Linked DNA regions of Homo sapiens: region 1 is linked to region 2. Evidence: chromatin contacts called from ENCODE Hi-C or POLR2A ChIA-PET data. All regions are on one chromosome and are shown on one strand. The core of a region is the stretch at or near the end of the contact, and the rest is flanking DNA. Distances in the headings are between cores, read along the strand shown.

What was found. A loop is a pair of places that touch in the nucleus more often than their neighbours do. ChIA-PET counts read pairs that join two places held with the same protein, here RNA polymerase II (POLR2A). Pooled maps may share reads with other maps.
Region 1: POLR2A ChIA-PET joins it to region 2 with 24 read pairs in PC-9. The contact joins the promoter of RPL27 here to the promoter of LINC00671 in region 2. A Hi-C loop is called at or near these places in 1 of 168 maps with a recorded cell type or tissue (sciatic nerve) and 4 of 50 pooled maps. POLR2A ChIA-PET finds 5 or more read pairs at or near these places in 12 of 52 experiments (AG04449, AG04450, Caco-2 and 8 more).

Annotation. Positions count from the first base shown.
Region 1 is chr17:42,996,541-42,999,683 of GRCh38, reverse strand. RPL27 (ribosomal protein L27) reads right to left here and starts at 1,265. Exons shown (of 5, transcript NM_000988.5): 1 at 1,213-1,265; 2 at 853-935. The coding sequence starts at 933. LOC124904006 (a long non-coding RNA gene) reads left to right here. Exons shown (of 2, transcript XR_007065759.1): 2 at 298-3,143. RefSeq lists enhancers at 804-913, 984-1,223, 1,234-1,543, 509-1,708.
Region 2 is chr17:42,897,412-42,900,453 of GRCh38, reverse strand. It overlaps LINC00671 (long intergenic non-protein coding RNA 671), which reads left to right and starts at 1,720. Exons shown (of 6, transcript NR_027254.1): 1 at 1,720-1,821.

The DNA of each region.
Region 1 (3,143 bases), core at 16-2,515, 100 kb before region 2:
AAGTACTTGCTATATGCCAAGCACTGCTCACAGGACTTGGTATCTATTCACTTGCTCCACTGCTAGTGAAGTGTACAGCCAAGGTTAAGACACCACAGCCTAACTCCAGAGATCAGTCTCAGGAGATGGGAGAGGGGAATCCAGGGGTACTCCAGTGTCCCCACAACAACAAAACGCAGTGGTGTATGTGGCCAGAGCCTAGGGAACTCTCTCAAGAAGCTACAAAATCATGGATAAGAGGAAAACAGTGAGGGGCTATGTGACCTTTCTAAAAGCAATTTCCTCCTCTTCTTACAGATTCCCAGCTGCAGCACTTCAGGTAAATAACAGAACACCTCCAAACCTTAGCAACAGGAAGGAACCCCCTATAGCTGGGGATGGTGGCACGCACCTGTAGTCCCAGCCACTCGAGAGGCTGAGATGGGAGACTCGCTTGAGCCCGGGAGGTCGAGGCTGCAGTGATCACGCCACTGCACTTAGCCTGGACAGAGATCCCGTCTCAAAAAAAAAAAAAAGAAAAGAAAAGAAAAGGAATCCCCTATGATTACTTCAAGGACTGCACATGACAATACCTGAAAGGCAGTGGGAGCACATAGCAAGCGTGCAATGTCAGCCACTATTACTATATATTTAAAGCCTCTGGTGGAGAAGGCTTTATGCGTTGGGAGCCCAATTCAGCTCACATTTGCTTTTACTGTGCTTCTTCCTCTCTCAAAAACTCTCCCACGTTCACCCTGACCGTGCTCACTGGCTACTGCCCCAGAAACAGGCCTTGAATTCCAAGCCTGCCCGCCCCGCCGCAGCCAGCCTGGTCCCGGCATGCAAGGACGCAGAGTCCCGCGAGGCTGATACCTTCACGATGACAGCTTTGCGTCCGGAGTAGCGTCCAGCCAGGACAAGCACCACCTTCCCAGGTTTCATGAACTTGCCCATTTCTGCAGAGAGCAAGGAGAAAGGGCCACTTAAAAATCCGTAAAGCCAAAGATGCCCAGAGCTGACTCCTGCCAGCAAGCCCAGGTCTTGGGCCGGAACTTCAGACTGTGTTCACTGTCGCCTTGGTCAAGGCCGCCCGAGGGCCCTGCTCGCAGGACAGGATCGGATACGTAGCCGCCAGAGACCTAGGGAAGGAATGCACCCGGCGCCGCCCGGACCTTCGACCCCCAAGCCGCGGATGGCAGCGGATTGAAAGATTCAACCCAAGCTTCTACTTACCGGCAGCAACCACCCGGCCCTACCAGCAAAAAGGAAAGAAGGACACTTCCGCTAACCTTTCACCCCGGTGAGGAGTGACCTCACTTCCTGTCCCGCCCTTCAGGCTTTGCCACGCTGATTGTGTGGTGCTGAGTCTCGTGTTGCGGGCGGAAGAAGCTCATGAGGGAAACGCAGGGCGCGGCAGCTCAAGTATTCGAATGAAACTTTATTAGCAGCTCCAGCAGTAGACAAGAGCAAAGGAGACTCCTCCCGGCCGACGGAAGAGCTGGGAGGGCGACTGTGCTGTGCGCTCTGGACTCAGCAGCTAGGCTTTGTTGTAGTTCCTTTCTCTGGCGCTAGGAGGGGGAACACAATCTGAAATTTACTTTTTCTCTTGGGAGACACAGGGAAAAAAATAGGGCATTTATTGGTGCCTGTCGGGGGCACTGTTAGCTAAAGAGGGAGGGACAAAGATCAGTAAGGGTGGCTGGTCCGATAGTAGTGGGTTATCAGAACTTATCAACGTTAGGGTCACTAAAGTTGGTATACAACCCCCCACTGCTAAATTTGGTTTTAAAAAAACAAACAAAAAGGATATTTACCCCCAACAGTTAAAGTCTAGTGGTGTCACTGACATTACCAACTAGAATAAGCATGAGGGAGGTAGAGGAGAAGAATGGCAGCTGCTTACCCTGTGCCAGGTCAGGTTAATCTATTTATGCACATCATCTGATTTGGTCATCATAACACTAAGAAATAGATACTATTATCTCCATTCTAGAGTCGAGGAAACTGGCTTAGAGAGATTTGCCCGAAGTCTATAGTGGTTAAATAGTGGAGCTGGGGCTCAGCCTCAAGCAGTTCAACTCCTGAACCCATACTGTTTACCATGTCACCATCCTGAGCAGCGATTCTCTCCCAGGCAAGATGTGAGCACTTTATACAAGCCGGCAGCCTGTTTAATCCTCACAACTCTGCATCTTGGGCATTCTCCTCCCATTTAGACATGAGGAAATTGCAATTCAGAGAGGATAAATTGCTTGTCTGAGGTTAATCCTAATCAGTGGCATAGATGGGATTCAAATCTAGGTCTGAATCTAGGTCTAGTTGGCTCTCAAACTGAATTATTTCCCATCACTCACCAGAAGAGTGTTTTCACATGGTACCTTATGTGCTTTCCGAGTTTAAGGGAAAGATAAACTATCTCACAGTTTTTGCTTATCTGAACCTATAGGATTTGTCTTGGGCAAGATGTGGAACAACCAGGATTTCATCAGTTCTCTCCTGAAGCTCTCCAGTGATACAATTTTCCCTGTATCCCTCAGGATCCCATTGCAATGGCTTTTGTTTTGTTTTTTGAGACAGGGTCTCGCTCTGTCACCCAGGCTGAATGGTGTGTAGCACAATCATGGCTCACTGTAGCCTCAACCTCCTGGGCTCGTGATCCCCCCACCTCAGCCTCCTGAGTAGCTAGGACTTCAGGTATGTGCCACCATGCCCGTGTAATTTGAAGAAAAAAACAAAAACAAAATCAAAGAACTTTTTTTTGGTAGAGATGGGGACTCACTATATTGCCCAGGCTGGTCTCAAAAACTTCTGGGATTAAGTGATCCTCCTACCTGAGCCTCCCAAAGTGTTGGGATTACAGGCGACGCAGCACCGTGCCCGGCCCCATTACAATTTTTTTTTTTTTCAGACGGAGTCTCATTTTGTCACCCAGGCTGGAGTGCAGTGGCGCGATCTCAGCTCACTGCAACCTCCACCTCCCGGGTTCAAGCGATTCTCCTGCCTCAGCCTCCTAAGTAGCTGGGACTATAGGCTCCTGCCACCACACCCGGCTAATTTTTATATTTTTTGTAGAGATGGAGTTTCGCCATGTTGGCCAGGCTGGTCTCGAACTCCCAGCCTCAAGTGATCCGCTTGCCTCGAACTCCCAAAGTGCTGGGATTACA
Region 2 (3,042 bases), core at 471-2,970:
CTGCAACTGCACTTATTTGGGGACAAAGAAAAATCTTGGTGCTCTAGCTATTCAAGTTTTAAGTTCTTAATTTTAAAATTAGTAAAGTTCTGGCTGGTTGTGGTGGCTCACACCTGTAATCCCAGCAATTTGGGAGGCTGAGGTGGGAGGATCCCTTGAAGCCAGGAGTTGGAGACCAGCCTGGGCAACAAAGCAAGACCCTCGTTTCTACACAAAAATTTAAAAAATTGTTTTGGTGTGTGTGATGGTGTACCCTTGTAGTCCCAGCTATTCAGGAGGCTGAGGCAGGAGGATTGCTTGAGCCCAGGAGTTGGAGTCTGCAGTGAGCTATTGTCCCACCGCTGCACTACAGCCTGGGCAATCGAGCAAGACCCCAGTCTCTAAAACAAAACAAAACAAAACAAAACAAAACAAAAGAAAAACAACAAATAAAATATAGTAACTTCTATTGTATTGGGGACTATCATCTTGCTGGTCTTTCCTTAACTGTATTAGAGTCTAGGGTCTGCCTCTGGTTTGGGAGATCAACCCCCTTCCTGGTATTGGCCTCATGTCTCTTAGGGCCAGAAAGTAATCGTTTTTGAATGCAGTGATTAATTCATTTAATGACCTTAAAGTTACAGCCCTTGGTGTTGTTTTCTTTTTTAAATTTTCTCTCTCTTTTTTTTGAAACAGGGTCTCACTCTGTCTCCCAGGCTGGAGTGCAGTGGCATAATCACGGCTCACTGCAGCCTCAACCTCCTGGGCTAATGTGATCCTCCCACCTCAGCCTCCTGAGTAGCTGGGACCACAGGCACACGCCACCATGCCTGGCTAATTTTTCTATCTTTTGTAGAGATGGGGTTTTTCCATGTTGCCCAGGCTGGTCTTGAATTCCTGAGCTCAAGAGATCTGCCAGTCTTGGCTTCCCAAAGCTCTGGGATTACAGGTGTGAACCACCATGCCTGGCCAAGTGTTTTAACTCATACGTTTAAGCAAAATAATGAATGTATAGTCTTACTGTGCAACAATATGATGAATGTATGGTTCCAAATAAGAATACCAGCAAAATGGTAACTGGAGACTTAAAGAGTTTGAAACTTTCAGTTATTTTTGAAAAAGGGCTTCTATATCTTGAGCTTTCTTATACATATGTGTGTAGATATACAAAAGAAAGCTCAAGATACACTGTGTGTGTGTATATGTGTGTGTGTGTGTGTGTGTATACTATATATCAGCCTACAAATAGTAGAGAGACCAAAACCCTAACACTTGGGTCACGGAGGACTGTGAAAGGAACCAGGGAATGAATCAGGTAACGAACTCATGCATTTTAAAAAATAGGGCTATTTAATCATGCTTCATATCACTATTATTTATTATTTATTTATTTATTTTTGTAGAAACGGGGTCTCACTATGCGGCCCAGGCTGGTCTCAAATTCCTGGCTTCAAGTGATCCTCCCGCCTCAACCTAGCAAAGCATTGGGATTACAGGCATGAGCCACTGCCTCCAAATTCATGCATTTTTTGAGGATAAGAGCCAGGGGGAATAAAATGTTTAAAAACTTGCCTGAATTTCCCATCATTAAGTCCATATTGACATGTAAGGGGTAGCTGGGGACAGAAAAAAGAAACTCAGAGCTAATGAATCTGTGGCAAAAGTTGACAGCATTCCATGCTGGAAATGATTAAAACATCCTCCAGGAGGTATGACCTGGAGTCTCCTCCCCACCCCACCAAGGGCTCGCACCCAGCCCATGCTGACTCCAGTTGTCCTTGACTGCATGGTTTCTGCTGGTCCAAGCAAACTTCTCCTGCCACGCCTAACCTTGGAGAGCAGGTAATGTGTTGGTGACTGTGGGTGGGTGTAAAGTAAGCCCATGCGTGGCAGGCAGTGCTGGGGCGTGGGGTATATGTGATCTGCACTGTCAGGGCTGCTGGGCCATAGGTAGGGAGCCTCCCTCTACCCAGATAAGCCTCTGTTGTGGAGTAACTATTGCAGTGACCTCTGGGATGAGAGTTTCTATGGTCAGAGGTGAGTCAAGGTGAGTCTAAAAACATATACAAAGGCCACTGTCTGGGTCATGCCAGGGCAGCTAGCAGCCAGGGTCTCTGAGTTGGGAGGGGTTCTATTATGTGGTCAGCATATGGGGAGGGCCCTGTTTTCTGAGACGCCTCAGGAAGAATACCCCTATGGATAAGGAGTTGATAAGTGATGGAGTTGACATCCCACTCTGGGCATCCAGGGACAGTGGGAGTCTTCCTGGCGGTGGGCCACCAGGCAGGGGGACCCTCTGGATCAGAGCAACCTCATAGTCATGAGACGATGAGCTGGTCCTCATCTTTCCACCTGCCAGCCCCTTTCTGCTTCCTCCAGCACGTTTTTATCCGTGGGAAAACAGGTGAGGCCCCAGCTTGTTAGAAAGCTGACTGCATCGAGACACCGTGGATTCTCAAAGGTCTTGTGGATATATGAGGCGAGTGGCTAGAAGTTTTGCTGAGAATCCACTCATTTATCTGTTTATTTGAGACGGGGTCTCACTCTGTTACCCAGGCTGGAGTGCGGTGGCACCATCACAGCTCACTGCAGCCTCAGTCTCCTGGGCTTAAGGGATCGTTTTGCATCAGTCTCTGGGTAGCTGGGCCTACAGGCGCACACCACCAAACCCAGCTAACTTTTTATTTTTTGTGGAGATGGGGGTCTCTCTACATTGCCCAGACTGGTCTCAAACTCCCGGCATCAGGTGGTCCTCCTGCCTTGGCCTCCCAAAATGCTGGGATTACAGGTATGAGCAACAGTGCCCTGCAGAATCCACTAATTTAAAGAACTATCTCCAGAGAGGGGTTCCCGCCATCTCCTTCTAACTCTTTGTTATTTTCCCTTTTCAAGAAGTGCTCCGGTTTAATTCAACCAACATTTCCTGAGCAAAGCACCATGCCTGGCTCTCTGAGGAATTAAAAGTTAAAAGCCAGGCTGGGCATGGTGGCTCACGCCTGTAATCCCAGCACTTTGGGAGGCTGAGGAGGGTGGATCACCTGAGGTCAGGAGTTTAAGACCAGC